Regions from separate parts of the Homo sapiens genome. Here region 1 is linked to region 2. A link is an interaction called in ENCODE POLR2A ChIA-PET data of the cell type or tissue named here. Cell type or tissue: Panc1. All regions are shown on one strand. Each heading gives the region's core, and the rest is flanking DNA. Links, peaks and the distances in the headings are about the cores only.

Region 1 (8,000 bases), core at 1,910-6,909, 200 kb before region 2:
AATGTTCAAAATTCAATGTATTTCTATTTACTAACAACAAACAATAGAAAATAGAAGTTTAAAAATATTATTTGTAATAACAAAAAATATGAAATGTTTAGAGAAAAAATCTGAGGAATTGTGCAAAACATATATAAACTGAAAGCTACAAACATTGCTGAGAGAAATTAAAGGAGACAAATAAATGCAGAAAGACACTTACCAAAGGAGATACATGAGGGGCTACTATGCACATGAAAAGATGCTCAGCACCATTAGAGAAACTCAAATTAAAACCACAATGAGATACAACTACACACCTATTCAAACATCCATAATTGAAAAGATTGACCATATCAAGTATTGGCAAGAATGTGAAGTAAAAAAATCTCAAACGCTACCAGTAGGAAGGTAAAATGGTACTTCCACTTTTAAAAACAGTTTGGAAGTTTCTTAGAAAAGTTAAATATATATCCACTATATGACCTAGCCATTCCACTCCTAGGCGTTTCCCAGGGGAAGTGAAACTTTATATCCATACAAATAATTATACATTAAAGTTTGCAGCAATTTTACTTATAATAACCCAAAATTATAAACAATCCAAATGTCCACCAACAGGTGAATATATAAGCAAATTGTGGTATATCCATATGATGGAATACTATTTAGCAATAAAGAGGGATGAGGCTGGGTGTGGTGGCTCATGCCTCTAATCCCAGCTCTTTAGGAGGCTGAGGTGGGTGGATCACCTGACGTCAGGAGTTTGAGACCAGCCTGACCAATTTGGAGAAACCCCGTCTCTATTAAAAATATAAAATAATTAGCTGGGTGTGGAGGCACATGCCTGTAATCCCAGCTACTCAGGAGGCTGAGGCAGGAGAATCACTTGAACCCAGGAGGTGGAGGTTGCGGTGAGCTGAGATTGCGCCATTGCACTCCAGCCAACAAGAGCGAAACTCCGCCTCAAAAAATAAAAAAGGGATGAATTATTGAAACACACAGTAACATGGATGAATCTCAAAATAATTATGCTCAGTGAAAGAAGCCAGACCTCCCTCCACCAACTATATGTACGTGATTGGGGGTGGTGATGGGGGAAGAGAATAATTCCATTTCTATAAAACTCTAACCTATAGTAACAGAAATCAGATTCACGGTTGCCTGAGGGGAGGGCTAGTGGAAGGGAGGAGCAAGAAGGCGGGATTATCAGGAAGCACAAGGAGACTTTGGGGAGCACTGCATATGTTCATTACATCAATTGATTTATTGTTTTTATGAGGTATTCGTATGCCAAAGTTTATCAATTTGTCACTTTAAATCCATACAGCTGTTTGTATGTCAATTATATCTCTATAAAGCTATTTTTAAAAGCAAAGAGCAATAGGAAAAGGGAGCTCCAGAGCCAACAAAACAAAATGAGAGCAAACAATATAATAATGTTAGTGAATCAATAAATAAATCATAAAAAATTAAGAACGTAATAAACATAGATGAAAAATTAATTCCTGAGGTCAGGGAAAGATTTGAAAATATGCCACCAAGTTGTACAACACCAGGGAGCCCCATTCACATCATCTTAGCCCCTAATGTGAACAGAGCACACTGGGGTTACACAGCCCACAGCCCTCACGTCCCTATGCGACACCTCTGCTGCAGATGAGCACAGTGAAGGCACAGGACAAACACAAGAAGGTCAAAGAACATAGTGGGATGTTCATGGATTTGGAGGACAAAATTGACCTTCTATTAAAATAACTGATGCTTTCATACTAGAAAGCATAATAGATGAAACAGAAATATAATAAAGATAGAAATCTTAAATTCATGAAAAGAGAAATAATGGGATTTGCTGATTAAAAAGCACACTGTTCCCAAGGGGCTTGGGAATGGGAGGCAGGGAGATGGTACAGAAAAATCAACATCAAGACATAACCTAGTAATACTGTTGAACTTTAAGAACAAGGAAATAACTCTTCAGGAGTCAGAGTAGAAAAGGAAGTGATCAGTAAACCAAGCTGTACTCAGAATCTTTGGTAACAATTCCAGAAGACAGTGGAGGAATATATTCAAAATTCTGATGGAAAGAAAATGTATACCAATATTATTATACCCAGCCAAGATGTCATTCAAGAATAGAGGCCACTGAAAGATATCTCTACATATGAAAAAATTGAAGGAATTATAGTACTCATGATCTCTTGCAGAAAAGCTATTTGTTGATGAAATTCAGCTAGTAGTGGTAGAAATTCAGTGGTAGAGACTATTGTCCCCCCAGTGGGTGTTTCCTTCTTCTTCAGTCACAAGAACTCTGATATTTTCCTGGGCTCATTCTCACCCACCTATAAGACCACCTTCCATAGCCTCCCTTGCAATTAGCTATGGTCAAGTAATGAAGTCTTAGCCAATGGTGTGTAAGCAGAAGTTATGTATGCCACCAGCAGGAAGTCTAATTAAAAGGAAGGAAGCTTTCATCCATCCTGTTGCCTACAAGGCAGATGGGATGGGTAGAGTTTTAGCACCATCCATCTTAAACCATGAGAACAAAGCCTGAACCAAACGTTGGTAGAGAAGTTAACTAAAAGGAATTAGACTGTCAGGTGATTTTGTGGATCTTCCAAACCTTCCCTAGACTGCTACCTCCAAACTTATTTTATGGGAAAAAGAAATAAGCTTTTATTTGGCTGAAGCCACCATTTGTTGTTGTTAGACACAGTGGAATCAAACTCTGACCAATACATCAGTCAACTAACAGATACATCGAAACAAACTTTACATGGGTCTAGTGAAGGAAGCTGTGGATGAGAAGGACTAGTTTTAAGCTGAGTCTATTAAATTTTTCCCTAAGACTTAAAAACAGACATAATTGTGCCTACAGAAGAGATAGAGATGTTATACAGTCTAAAATGTAAAAATAATAATATAAGTAACAACATCAGCAATGAGAAGAGAGAGATGGGAGAAGTGTAGGGGTGCTGTCCTCATCTTTCTGAGCAGGACATCAATAAATACTGTATAAATTTAAAATATGTCATTTAAAACTGGCTACTGGCTCCAACCTCCTCATATTTTCTGTAATCCCTTAGAGGGAATCTGTTAGAAAATAATACCATCTTGTGCTGAAGAAATATTTATCTAAATAGATCATTCCTTCCATTTCACTTTAGTTTCTTTTTCTTCCTTTAAGTGAAAATAAAATTTAATTTTAAAACTTTATATTAAGTATCTCAGGTTATATAACTCCACCTATATGTTCGTGTCTATATAGACTTCTATCAGGATATGCATATGGGTTGATTTCTGGGGATCACATCTTGTGGGGATTATCTTTTTCTTAGTAGTCTTTTTAATTTCTTGAATTCTTTATAATGAGCATGTTTTATGTTTTTTTTAACATCAATGGGTTTAAAGTGAATATTCTGCTTTACTCATCTAATAAAATTACCCCAGGCATCCTTCAAAGTCACTGATTAATATTTCATAGCTGGGTGTACTTTTTATTTAAACATGCCCTTATACACGAACATTCAGGTTTTTTAAACATCTTACCTCACTTTCTTACATCATGATTTCCTGATGTAAGATTTGCAAAATCTAGATTTCTAAAAACAGGCTTTTTGATTATAATTGTATGTCAATTTTATCTCTATAAAGCTATTTTTAAACATATCCTTGTACATGAACACTCAGGTTTTTTAAACACTTAAATGTTAATAGTGAAAAGATTGTGCCCTAATTACACATCTACCCAGCATGTATAAGAGTGCACACTTTCCCTCAACAGGAATGAATGCTACCAACACTTTTAGATTTTTGTCCATGTGGTTTAAAAACTGATATTTTGTTATTTTAATTTTAATTTCCTTGATTATTTGTTATGATGGCTTTTTTTTTTCCAAGTTATTGGTTATTTGAGGCTTTCCCTTGTCCATTTAGCGCCTAGGTTATTTGTCTTTTTCCAATCAATTTGTAAAAAGCTTCTTCTAGAGAAAGGCTATCAATTTTTTGTAATATATGTTATAAATCTCTACTTCCAACATCTATCATATGTCTTTTGACTTTGCTTATGATATCTATTTCCAGACATAAGTGTTTAATTTTTATGTGGCATATATTACTCCTTTCATAATAGTGAGGTCATTTTTCTAATGCTCAAAACAAAGAAAAAAAAAAGCAATGTCCCTGCTCCATTGCATTCCCCCCACCCCACCCTTAATTGTTTTTTTTTGTTGTTGTTGTTTTTTTCTTGAGACAGGGTCTCACTCCATCACCCGGCTGGAATGCAGTGGCACGATCTTGGCTTGCTGCAACTTCCACCTCCTGAGTTCAAGCAATTCTCGTGCCTCAGCCTCCCAAGTAGCTAGGATTACAGTCATGTGCTACCATGCCTGGCTAATTTTTTTGTATTTTTAGTAGAGACAGGGTTTCGCTGTGTTGGTCAGGCTGGTCTCGAACTGCTGGCCTCAAGTTATCTGCCAACCTTGGCCTCCCAAAGTGCTGGGATTACAGGTGTGAGCCACTGCGCCCGGCCCCACCCTTAGCTTTTAATGTCCTCACTTCCCAGTGCTTAGTAAGCCCTTAGAGATGACCCCACACACAGCAGTAGTGAGGCTGTCCCATCCTGCTGGGGACACTGGATCCCTCACAAGGGCAATCTGCTCATAGTTACTGTCTCCTACACATCAGGTTGCCTCTTGTCTCTGAGCTTTGCCCCAGCTATTCCCCAGTCTTGGCCAAAGTCCACTTTAGCCTAAGGCTCTGTCCTCTAGGGAGGCTTCCCTGAATACCACCTACCTGTACACCAGGCTAGAGGACTTTCTCCTGGGATTCATCATCTTCTGCCTGCTGGTGTCCAGCTAGTGTGCACCTGGAAGCCCCCTGATGCATTGATTGGTCACAACCTGTGCCTTACCTGCTGTTATTTATTTGTAATATCACTCCTGACCAGAGCGCATCTCTACTACCCTCATTATAATATTCTTTAGTTATCCGTCTCTAGTCACTGTGCCCTGGACCACCAGCTTCTTGAAGGCAGAGTTCTGTCTTGTTCTTCTTTGTGTGTCTAACTGCAGCACAGTGAGATGAAAGGATGAATGAAAGAGGAAAGTCCCCCGGAGGTTGTGACACAGGTATGTCTGGAAAGATTCAGTGAAGGGCAGAGCTGGGACAAGGTGGCTTCTGAAAATTAGTGACAAATATACTTGATGTCTTTAAAAACCCTTACTTTACCTTCCCAGCACCTCTATTTGCAAACACTTCACCATAAAAATAAACAAGACAAAAAACCAAAATAAGACACACACAGGTCATTGTTTCTCCTTTCTAGAATCATGTATGTTCTCAGCTATTCTTATTTTTCAAGTCACTCTCAATTTATCACACCTTTGGAGATCCTGAAGACCACCATGAAAGGACAATATAACCATTGCACAGAAGAGAAGACTAAGCCTGGGAGAGGCCCGAGAAGTGACCAGGACCCTGAGATCTGGCATAATAAATCATAGGCTCGGGATCTGGAAACGACTCGAAGGCAGCTTCTTGTCCAACGCTGTGCCTTCAGATGGATAAGGTACCGGATCTCAAAAGACCATCCCATAATAGCCTCCCCATTTTCTGGTTTGATATTTCAAGTACCTTGGGATACGAGATGCCAGCAATCAGATATGCTCCAGTAATCAGAAGCAAATAGTTCTGCCTGGGAACTTTCAGCAGATTGCCAAATGCCTCCTAATCTGGCCACCTTAATATAAATTGCCCTAAAATATTATTTTCTGAATACACAGTATCCAATAACAAATAGTATCTTTTTGTGAAATTAATTTCAATTTAGCTTTAACTAATACTAAATTGCTATGGAATTACATATTACATACACATTACTACAGAAAGAAGTTCATCATGATTAATGTTATTACAGTGAACACCAAAGGAATTAATAATGATTTGCAGTTATTATAAAGCGGTACTGGTGTAGGAAAAAAGGTTAAGTCTAATTAAATTCTGGCAACCACTTTAGGACTCTGCAGCAATGAGGATGCTGGGTTTTATGTTAATTAATTCTATATGAAAGGTTACTGAAGTGTTTTAATATTGTTCAAAGAGCCACATTTTTACTACCAGTGTGTGTGGTTTGTTGTGGTTTTTTTTTTTTCACAGTGACCTGCTAGCATGGGTAAGGCGTTAAATTCTTGGGAATTGATAGGTGTTGGGAAGCTGGGTGGTTTCTTATTCTGATGTCAGAGCCAGGCTTGGCGCTAGGGCCAGTGTCTCCCAGTTCCCTCCAGCGGCCTGTGCTTGGAAAATGGATGACTTTTCTTTGGAAATGGATCTTGTGATTCCTGAGTTGCTTTCTGGGTTAGACATGGCTCCACAATTATCTTTTCACATGGGTGGAGTGAGCAGCCTAGGCATCCCAGAAGGGGCCCACCTTGCCCAAAATAGGACCCAGGGAACACAGGACCTGATACTTCACTCCTTTGGGTAGCAGCCAGAGGGGCGGAGCTCAGGATTTGGAAGGACCTGAACATTCAGGTTTCATGATGGCTCCTTAACTCATTTCCTTTGTAACTCGAGGCAAGTCATTTAAATTCTGAGTCTGAATTTCCTCAGACTTCACAGTATTGTTTCCAGGATTAAATCAGAAAATAGATAAGAAGGAGAGGTGGGAAGCTCCACAAGCAAACAAATGAGTCCGGTTATTTGTGCCCCTCCCCTGGGTGATGTTCCACTCTTGACATGTCTCATTCCTACACCCAGTCTTACAAGCACCTCAAAGACAGGACCAGACTTGAAATTTAAGTATTGTTTCTATTTCATGCCACCCAGACATTTTAAATCTAATACTTTAGATAGTAAAGTTCGGTGGAAGTTTTTTTATTTTTTTAAGCAGATTTTTCCTATTACTCAATTGTTTAAGTTATCAAAGCACACAAGTTGGTATCTCTGGTTGTTTCATCTCTGCAAGCCAAGAGCATAGCTTAATGCTTGACACAGAGTAAAGGCTCAGTAAATTTTGATAGAAAGAAAGAATGGATGGATGGATGGATGGATGGATGAATGGATAAATGAATATATGGATGGATAGATGAACAGATGGATAGATGGACATTGGATGTATGGATGAATGGATAGCTGAACAGATGGACAGATAGGCATTGGATGGACGGATGTATGGATGTATTGATGGATGGATGGATGGATGGATGAATGGATGGTCATCTGGCCCTGATTTTGCCTTTATGACCCAATTCAGATGTAGCATTTATTATAACCCCATCAAGATCAAATCTGAATCCCAATCATAGCCTTGGTGATTATTCTGACAGTCTTGTGGGCATTGGTGGGAGCAGGGGAGGCTTTGGCAAATCTGCCTTCAACATTTCCTCTCCTGTGTACTGTTCCTCACACCCAAATGCCTCTTCATCACCCAGCTTCAACTTGCTACTCAACTGCTCCTTTCTAATGTCATCAACCCTGGGAAGCCTTCCTGGACCACACACCCCAGTCCACAGTGGTCTTTCTCTCCTCTGAGCCCATAGAAATGGAATGCCTAGCCATGGGCTCTCAAACTTAGGAGGCATGAGAATCGCCTGGAGGGCTTGCTACAATACAGATTGTTGGGCCCCACCTTCAGAGTTTTTGATTCCATAGGTATGGGAAGGGGCTTGAGATTTCCATTTTAACAAGTCCCCATATGATGCTCTGGCTGCTGGCCTGGGGACCATACTTTTAGAACATAGAGCTTAGCTCACCAGTCCCTGCAGAACTTGTAGGAAGTAGTAACTTTTTCTTAGAGGAAGGTTATTTCCAGGAAGAACTTTGCTGAGCACTGATATGGCACCTCCTTTCCACCTTGCAGCAATGCCCTGAAAAATGATGGCATTCCCCGCTTCAGTTTTCAGAAGAGGAAGCAGGCCCTCAGAGCGGGAGCAGCTCAGTGAAGGTCACAAAAGCCAGGTCTTCCCCCATTACCCTGTGCTTATGGTCTCCTCAGAAAGGCAACAGCCACACAAAAACAGAGT
Region 2 (8,000 bases), core at 1,074-6,073:
CACCACCAGGCTCTGGCTCCCTGTCACCCAGCAGCACCAGCTTGGATCTAGCAAACATTCCAGTGCGCTCCCTGCAAGTTGAATAACACATGGTGGCTACCCTTTCCCAGAGCTGGTCGGCTTTGTGATGTGGACCATGTGCATGGTCTGACCCCTGGCCCCTTCTTTTGCCCTTTCCCCTGCCAGCCAAAGCCAGAGAGATGGCTGGGCCATGCCAGGCTCCCAGGAGCGCTTTGTGGGTCAGGTTGTTTTGCCCAAAGCTACTGGGTCTGAGGATACCTGTGAGCTTGCTGTGCCTGCATTGCCGCTGCCCAGGCTTGGCTTCCTGGGAGAATTGGCTCGGCAACAGCAGCCTGGGCCAGGCCACAAGGCTTCTTGGGCAAAACTCCCTGGGCAGGGCCAGGGGCTGGGGCCTCATATGCACTGCCTGTGCACCAGGCGAGTCTGTGGGCAAATGAGCTCCAGCTTGCCATGGTGCTGGGGGAGGGCCACCCTTCTGCTGGGTAAACATGGGTGTTCAGGCCTGCCTAGGCACGGCCCTGGGTTCTTTCGGTTAAAGGTGCAGGACAGCATTTTGTCGAGCCGGGAGTTGCCAGTGAGAGGGTGACAGAGAGGGACACATGGGAACCTTCACCAACCTTCCCTGGGACTCGGCCCCTACAGGCTTTAAGCAGAGGCTGCAAGGAGGCTTAGGGGTCCCTGGGCCAGGACTACTGTTCCGACTCTGAGATCTTTTATCTGCTGCAATGCTGGCTGCTTTCTGGGACTTGGGGAAGGTGGGTGGGCTGTGAGCAGGTGCGTTTCCTAAGCCAGGTCTGAGACCAGAGCTTCCATTTAGCGGTCCCCACTGCAAATGCATTTCAGTCCTTGCTCCCCCAGGCAAAGCTCACATCCTTGGGAACATCCTTCCTGCACCAGGCATGGTACTTTGGGGTCTGGAGACTGTCGCAGCACCCCTCTGAAGTGGGTGGTATTATCCCATTTTGCAGAGGAGGAAGCTGGAGTTCAGAGTGCTGAACTTGTTCAGCCTCCACAGCTGCTCAGGGAATCAGGTCTTCTACTCCCTACGTGAGGCCACAGCTTGATTTTTCTTTTCTGGTCCGTGGCTGTTTGTACAAACGAGTATCCTGTGGACATGGTTGTCTGCCCCTGCCCCTCCGACAGGACAGCGCTGAGCAGGTACCTGGGCTGGTGCCACACTTGGGGAGGTGGACACGTAGCCTCAGAGCCCGAAGCAACTGGTGGGGTTCATTCCCATGGAGGAGAGGTTCTCCGTGGTCCACGGCCGGAGCCTCCGCATGTCAGATCCTTCTCCCCACCCAGATGGAGCCAAGTGGGCCCCACATCAGTGAAGGAAAAAGCCCTTGGCTCTTGTGCAAACACAAATTGTGGAAGAGTGGCATCAACAACACGAGGTGCTCCCCATCCATCCGGCTCACTTTCCTTCTACGAGATGAACTCAGCTCAGGGTGTTTTGTGCCTTCTCCGGTTTGCTCTAGTTTGGTTTTGGTCTGGTACAATTGAAGTCTTTGCCTCCTTCCGACAGAAGCACTGGACCCCTCTCCCTGGGCCCTGAAAACCCGGAGGGGTACTGGGACTGCTGTGTTGGATCAGAGGAGTCAGGTAGAAATTAGGGGTTCTGGGTGCAGGGAGCACTTGAGGTGCCTGCTGCATGCTCCCTGAAGACAAAATCCCAGGGAGGATGTGTCAGTTCCGAGGGCCACTGAGATCACCACCTCCGTGAGCATGAGCAAGACCCTATTGGCCGCACCTGGGACAGCCTTCCTGGGCAGGGCCAGTCCTACCACCTCCTTTGTCCCTCTCCCACTCCCCAGACCCCCACCCCCTACCCCTCAGGCCACCTGCTCCCTTTTTACCCAGGCACATGTCCATGTGTGCCCTTACAAGCTCCTGGCTTTCGGAAGGGAGGGGACAGGTTGTAGAGAGACGGGATGCGCCGGAGTGTAATTTTATTTCTGTGGCTCTCCTTTCAAGCTGTCACGGTAAATCTATTTTACTTGTCACTTTGTAAATCATTATGCAGGATTAAGCCTTTTACCAGCTTTTAAGGCTTCTGCAACCAGGGACAACCCCACCTCTCCCTCATCCTGCCTTCTTTCCCTCACCTCCCTTCTGAATGACCCTACTGCTGTGTCTTAAGGCTCAGTTAGAATGTAAGTGGGGACCCAGGAGACAGCTTGCTGTCATTGAGTTTAGCTGCCCCATTTTACAGGTGGGAAAACAATCCCTGGAGAGGGAGGGACTCCCAGGTGCAGTGCCTGGGGTGCTTAGTGTTTTGTGGTGCCCCTGAGCAGTGGGGAGGGAAGTTGCTGAAAGCAACCGAGCCTGGGCATGGGACTTGGAGGGTTTTTTTTCTCATCCCCCATGGGGACCTGGAGGCCCCCTGTGGCTGTGGCAAGATTGCTCAAGACCCACAAGGAGACCCCGTTTGGAAGAGGAGACATACTTGGAGGGAGAGAAGGACCTTCTGCCCCCTCTCAGGGTGTGGGGCTGGTGGGGTAGGGGACTGGTGACAGGAAGCTGGAGGTGGGAATGTGGTCACAGTCACCCTACTGGCATGTGGGATCCCGTTTATTTATTTCTCCAGAAATCTGTGTCCTTCTCCAGAGAAGGCTTTGAGGTGCAAGAACAATGAAGCCATGTGCTGAGATGTTGAGAGTTGCAGATAGTGGCTGGGACTACTAGGCCAAGAGCCAGCAGTGTGCAGCGGTGCGTTTCCTTTCACGGGTCCATCTGGAGCAGCCTGCTCACAAAACCAGAGTGAAAAGATGCTCACCCACAAGGCTGATGTGCATTGTGGGAGCTGAGGTTTGGGGGGTGCCCACTTTGAGAAGCCAGGGATGTATGTGCCCAGGGCCAGACTGCCCAGCTGGGCCATGCCGGGTTTGACAGCCTTAGGTCTTGCTGCCTTTTCCATCGGGATACACTGGCCTCATCGCCAGGTCAAGGGCTTCCTCCCTATTGCTGGGGTTCCAGGGCTGTCCTCTGCCCGTCTGTGCCAATAGAGGGCCCCGCCTTGGGGGGCTCACACTCACCTGTCCTGCTTCCACCACTCCCCACCTAGACCTCTGCTGTCTTGAGCCCAGATGAATTAATCTCTTGCAGCAATTTCAGTCTACCAAGAGACCTTCTCCAGCATCTTCTAGGGGAGGGTCCTGTGCTTTGGGGAAGCTGGACTGGGTGACATTCATTTCCACAGCCCTCTTTGCTTTCCCTGTTCAAGCCACCATGATGTGCAATGGCAGCTGCCTCTTTTTTTTAACTTAAAATTTTAAAATTTTGTGAGTACATAAGTAGGTATATGTATTTATGTGGGCAACTGCCTATTTATTGGCCTATTTCTAGACTCGAGCTGTTCTGCAAAGCCAGAGCCTTGTCTCTTATCCCCTAGCACGGGGGCCATAACGGCACAGGCTAAGGCAATATTTCTCCATTAGAAGGATGGCCAAACAAGAGTCCTCAGACCCTGACCTCAAGGAGTTTCACAGTCTGCATTGGAAACAACCTTGGCTACTCAGCAGAATAGCTGCAAGGAGTACTGAAAGCTTCAGAGAAATCGGCTAATAAGTTCCAAGGAGTGAGATGAGAATGAGCTAGAGTGGTCGGTGGGGAGGGGCCTCCTGGAGGAGGGGGCATTTAAGGGCTGCACTGAGGATGGAGAGGCTTTAGCTAGAACAAGGCAAGGAGCGGGAGGAAAGGTACTTCTGGGCGGTGGAACCGGCATGACCAAAGGAAGGGAGGTGTGCCTGTGGGGGTGCTGGGGCAGCTCAGCCAGCACCCATGGACTTTAGGGGAAGAACAGAGGCCAAGTTTCTAGGGATGGCTGGGACCCCAGAAGGAAGCCAGGGTTAGGAGGGAACACTTATTCTAGAAGTGGGGAGGGAGAGGTGTGTGACAGACTGGGTGAGGACAGAGCAGTGTTTTAGGAGATTTAGTGACAGGGAGCCACCTGGGTTGGAGGAGACCTGAGCCTATTAATTAGGCAGGTGAGTGGAGTCCCTGAGGTGTACTTCAGGACCAACCAGGCTCCCTGTACTGGGTGGGATGGGGCAGGGCTTAGGGGCTGGTGCTGTTCCCACCAGCCCCGCTCCATGCTGAGTGGGAGAGGAGGTGGCAGCAGCAGCTGGGGCTTCTGAAGATCTGGGTGCAGGCTTGGTCTGGCTACTCCTGTGCCTCTGTCCTCAACCTGCAAAATGGGGAGATTCTGCAACTCCACCCAGCCTGTCTGCCTGCTGCTGTGAGGAGTGCTGGAGACACAGGGAGGGGAAGTTCTTTGTGAACTGACATTGCCTGTTCTCATCCCCTTCTGGAAAACTGGTGGCTGCCATGGCATGGCCATTTCATGGCTGCTGGCTTCCCTCTGTTCTCCAGATTGGGGGTGACCCTAGGACCTGGGTTTCATTACCAACAAGCCATGTGATCTTGGGTCAGTCACCTCCCTCTTCCAGGCCTTGGCGTTCTCCTCCATAAATGGATCCGTGCTGATAACCTAAGCCTCGCTGCACGCAGTGTGGCTGTTGTTGTGCTAGGAGACCCAGGCTTGGGCTGCGGCTAGGGGTGTCCCCCTGTGGGCAGAGCCCCATACCTGTTGTCACAGTAGCATCGCAACACCTCCTTATAAGCCTTGGAACCTCGGCCAAGAGGTTTCTGTGTACGCTTCTTGGTCTCTGGTGACTTCTAGGCCCATTTGACATTTCTTTGCACTTCCTGCCCACTCCTGGAGGCCCCTGATTAGTCTACTTGGTTACAAACCCATATCAGATCCCTGATATCTCCCAGCAAGCCTTGCACAAGGCATGTGCCTTTAAGTGATGCTCGTGGCTCTTTGAAATCTGGACACCAGCTGGCAGAGGGGTGGTCAGGTAGCTCGCTTTTCTGTAAGATGGGTGTATTTTGTTTTTTTTCTTTTGGAACAGATTTTGATTTTCTGATAATAGAGCCCTTGAGATAGTGAGGAGACAGTACCGGAAGCAGCACCCCCAAAGCCGTTTGAATACAATGCAAGCAGTTGAGGGGCTGAGCTACCAGCCAGTAGGAGAGAGGTTCCTGGGGGTTCAAAGAGCAGTGGGGGAAACTGAGGTACAGAGAGTACCCAGCAAGAGAATGAATGAGTGGCAGGTCCAAGCTTCAGATAATTATTATTCTTTCTACCACCCCCCCCACCCCCAACACACACACACACACACACACACACACACACACACACACATATTCAGGGGATGCTTTAGGTTCTCTGCACTGTGCCATGCAGTTTATGTGCATTATCTCATTTACTGTTCTGAAGAACCCTACGCGGGAAGGACTGCTGTACCCCAGTTTTATTTTATTTATTTATTTATTTATTTATTTATTTATTTATTTATTTATTTATTTATTTTGAGACAGAGTCTCACTCTGTTGCCCAGGCTGGAGTGCAGTAGCGTGATCTCAGCTCACTGCAATCCTGCCTCCTGGGTTCAAGCGATTCTCCGGCCTCAGCCTCCCGAGTAACTGGGATTACAGGCGCCTGCCACCATGCCTGGGTAATTTTTGTATTTTTAGTAGAGATGGGGTTTCACCATGTTGGCCAGGCTGGTCTTGAACTCCTGACCTCAAGTGATCCACCCACTTTGGCCTCCCAAAGTGCTAGGATGAGAGGTGTGAGCCACCACGCCTGGCCTGTATCCCAGTTTTACACACATGCGTACGTGATGTGCTCAGAGTGATTAGGGCCACAGAGCCAGAAGGCGTTTTAGGCAGGATTTGAATGCAGGCCTGTGAGTTTAGATCCTGGCTCCCACTACCCTATGCACACCCTCCCATGCCCTTGCGTGCCTCTTCAGGGCCTCTCTCTGGGCCATCCCTGCCGCAAGCACTCTGCAGACAGACAGTCTTCCTCTTTCTAGGAGGTGTGGGTGCAGAGGACTTTGTGTATTGGGGAGATAAAAGAGCCCGTTTGGGATGATTTTTATCAGCTCGAGCAAGTCGGTTTGACTTACAGGAAGAAGCCAATTTGCATTTTGGGAAAGAGCTGAGTGTAAAGGCCGCAGTGAGCACTGGGTGGATTTATAAATAAACAGTCGACCGAGGGCATTGTATGTCCCCAGCTGTACAATGCTGGGTTCATATTGACACCACAGACCTGTTCCACACGTCACAGCTGCCCTTTGGACAGAAAGGGCCTAATTGAGTAAGAGAGCGCTGCTGCTGGAAATGCCAAGGAACCCTTCCTCCGACCTGGCTTCCTCGGCACAAGCGAGCCGGGTGAGTCCGGCTGCAGCCGGGCCTGTTTACCGAGGCTGCTGGCATTGCATGCCAGGTGCAGAGCCCACGGGCGACTCAGAAGGCCACGAACGCTGGGGCCAAGGCGGCCTCTGCTCTCCCTGCAACCCGGAGGGAGCTGGAGCCAGAGCCAGATCTCAGGAAACTGGGGTCATTGCATAGAGGCTGCCAGACAGTCTGCAGAGCTCAGCGGCCTGGGTTCAAACCTTCTCGCACACTGCCACTGTCGGTTACTTTGGCTTTCTAGAGCCAGATTCCTTGGCCATGAAATGGGTACTGCTTACTTCCCAGGTTATTTTGAGAATGAAGTGAGATGAAGTCAACAGTAGATGTATCTGTCCGTTGTCCCTGCCCTGCTGTGGGATGACAGAGTGATTTTGGACAAGACCAAGGCCTCGCTGGGCATCACTGTCTTCTTCAGAAAGCAATGGGGCTAGGCCAGGTGCACAGTGGCTCACGCCTCTAATCCCTGCACTTTGGGAGGCCAAGGTGAGCGGATCGCTTGAGCTCAGGAGTTCGAGACTAGCCTGGGCAACACAGTGAAACCCTGTCTTTACCAGAAATACAAAAACTAGCTGAGCATGGTGGTGTGCACCTTTAGTCCCAGCTACTGGGGAGGCTGAGATGAGAAGATTGCTTGAGCCCAGGAGGTCGAGGCTGTAGTGAGCCACAGTTGCGCCACTGCAGTCCAGCCTGTGTGACAGAGCAAGACCCTGCCCCTCCTGGAAAAAAAAAAAAAAAGAGAGAGAGAGAAAGCAAGCAAGCAGTGGCGCTGGATGCTGATCAGAGGCCTGGGGCCCTTGGACCAGAGAGGGCTGTCCCTGCCCAGCTGGCTACAGGAGCTCTGACTCTCAGACCAGCCTAGGTTCATATCCTGTGTCTTCCACTTGTGGGACCTTGGGCATTTGACTTCCTCTCAGGACCTCAGTTTTCATGGGTAGAAAGTGGGAACGATTAAGGTTGTTGGAAAGACAAAATATGCTCATGTACACTTAGTGCTCAGCATAGGGCTGGCCACATGGTGAATGCTCATAAATCAGTCATGTCTATAACATACATTTCAAGGGAAAAACATCTGTTTTGAGGGCAGAACGCTATCAAGTCAAATATTTTCCTGATTTAATTTCAATAGTACTGTTATAAAAAACAATAACCATGATACCGATAGTTAGAAGACCGCCCCTTCCAGGCCCACTTCTTTACCCCTTTGCTTTTTGGCAATAACCCTTGTGCAGAGCCAACCCCATTCTCCTGACCTAACCAGTTCTCACCTGGCCATGCGGCCTTTCCGGGTGTCAGGCAGGTCTCTCCGGTTAGGTAAGGGAGGCCTCATCCTTCTTACCTGACTGCTCTGAGTGCAGATCTATGCTGCTTCCCATCTTCTCCAGGCGCCTGATCTATTACCTTGGGCTTGGAACGCACCTAACAAAGGCTACCGTGAGGAGGCCCCTCGGTACCTGTTCATCTGGACACATCGTGCAGACCCCCGCACCCCGTGTGGCTCCCGGTTAATCTTCAGGGTGCAATCAATTTCTTCCTCAGAGGCCAGACTTCATTGTTCTAAGCCTTTCTCAGATCCACATCTTGGGGCTGCTGGGGTCCCTGCATCTGTGTCCTGGTGGTCAGTTTGAAGCACCAGCAGACAGCAGCGCTAAAGGCACCTTGTGTGTACTACGTGTGGCCATCTAGGGATGTCTCCTCTGTTGCTGAACCTGCAG

What was found. ChIA-PET counts read pairs that join two places held together with the same protein. Peaks named below come from ENCODE experiments on the same cell type or tissue, not always from the same donor. Only the 100,000 strongest peaks of a DNase experiment are listed, where the experiment ranks them.
Region 1: POLR2A ChIA-PET joins it to region 2 with 8 read pairs; 2 of 35 experiments call an interaction of 5 or more read pairs at or near these places.

Annotation. Positions count from the first base shown.
Region 1 is chr10:78,884,243-78,892,242 of GRCh38, forward strand. No RefSeq gene overlaps it. Among named protein-coding and RNA genes, the nearest start is that of ZMIZ1-AS1, 180 kb to the right of the region's middle. In Panc1, for the core only: no CTCF peak of the experiment used is centred there; no DNase peak of the experiment used is centred there.
Region 2 is chr10:79,087,947-79,095,946 of GRCh38, forward strand. The region is part of intron 1 of ZMIZ1 (zinc finger MIZ-type containing 1); the gene reads left to right. Among named protein-coding and RNA genes, the nearest start is that of ZMIZ1, 23 kb to the left of the region's middle. RefSeq lists enhancers at 1-757, 758-1,744, 2,366-2,867, 2,868-3,367 and cis regulatory regions at 5,739-6,242, 5,768-6,268. In Panc1, for the core only: no CTCF peak of the experiment used is centred there; no DNase peak of the experiment used is centred there; H3K4me3 peaks cover 124 bases; H3K27ac peaks cover 1,042 bases.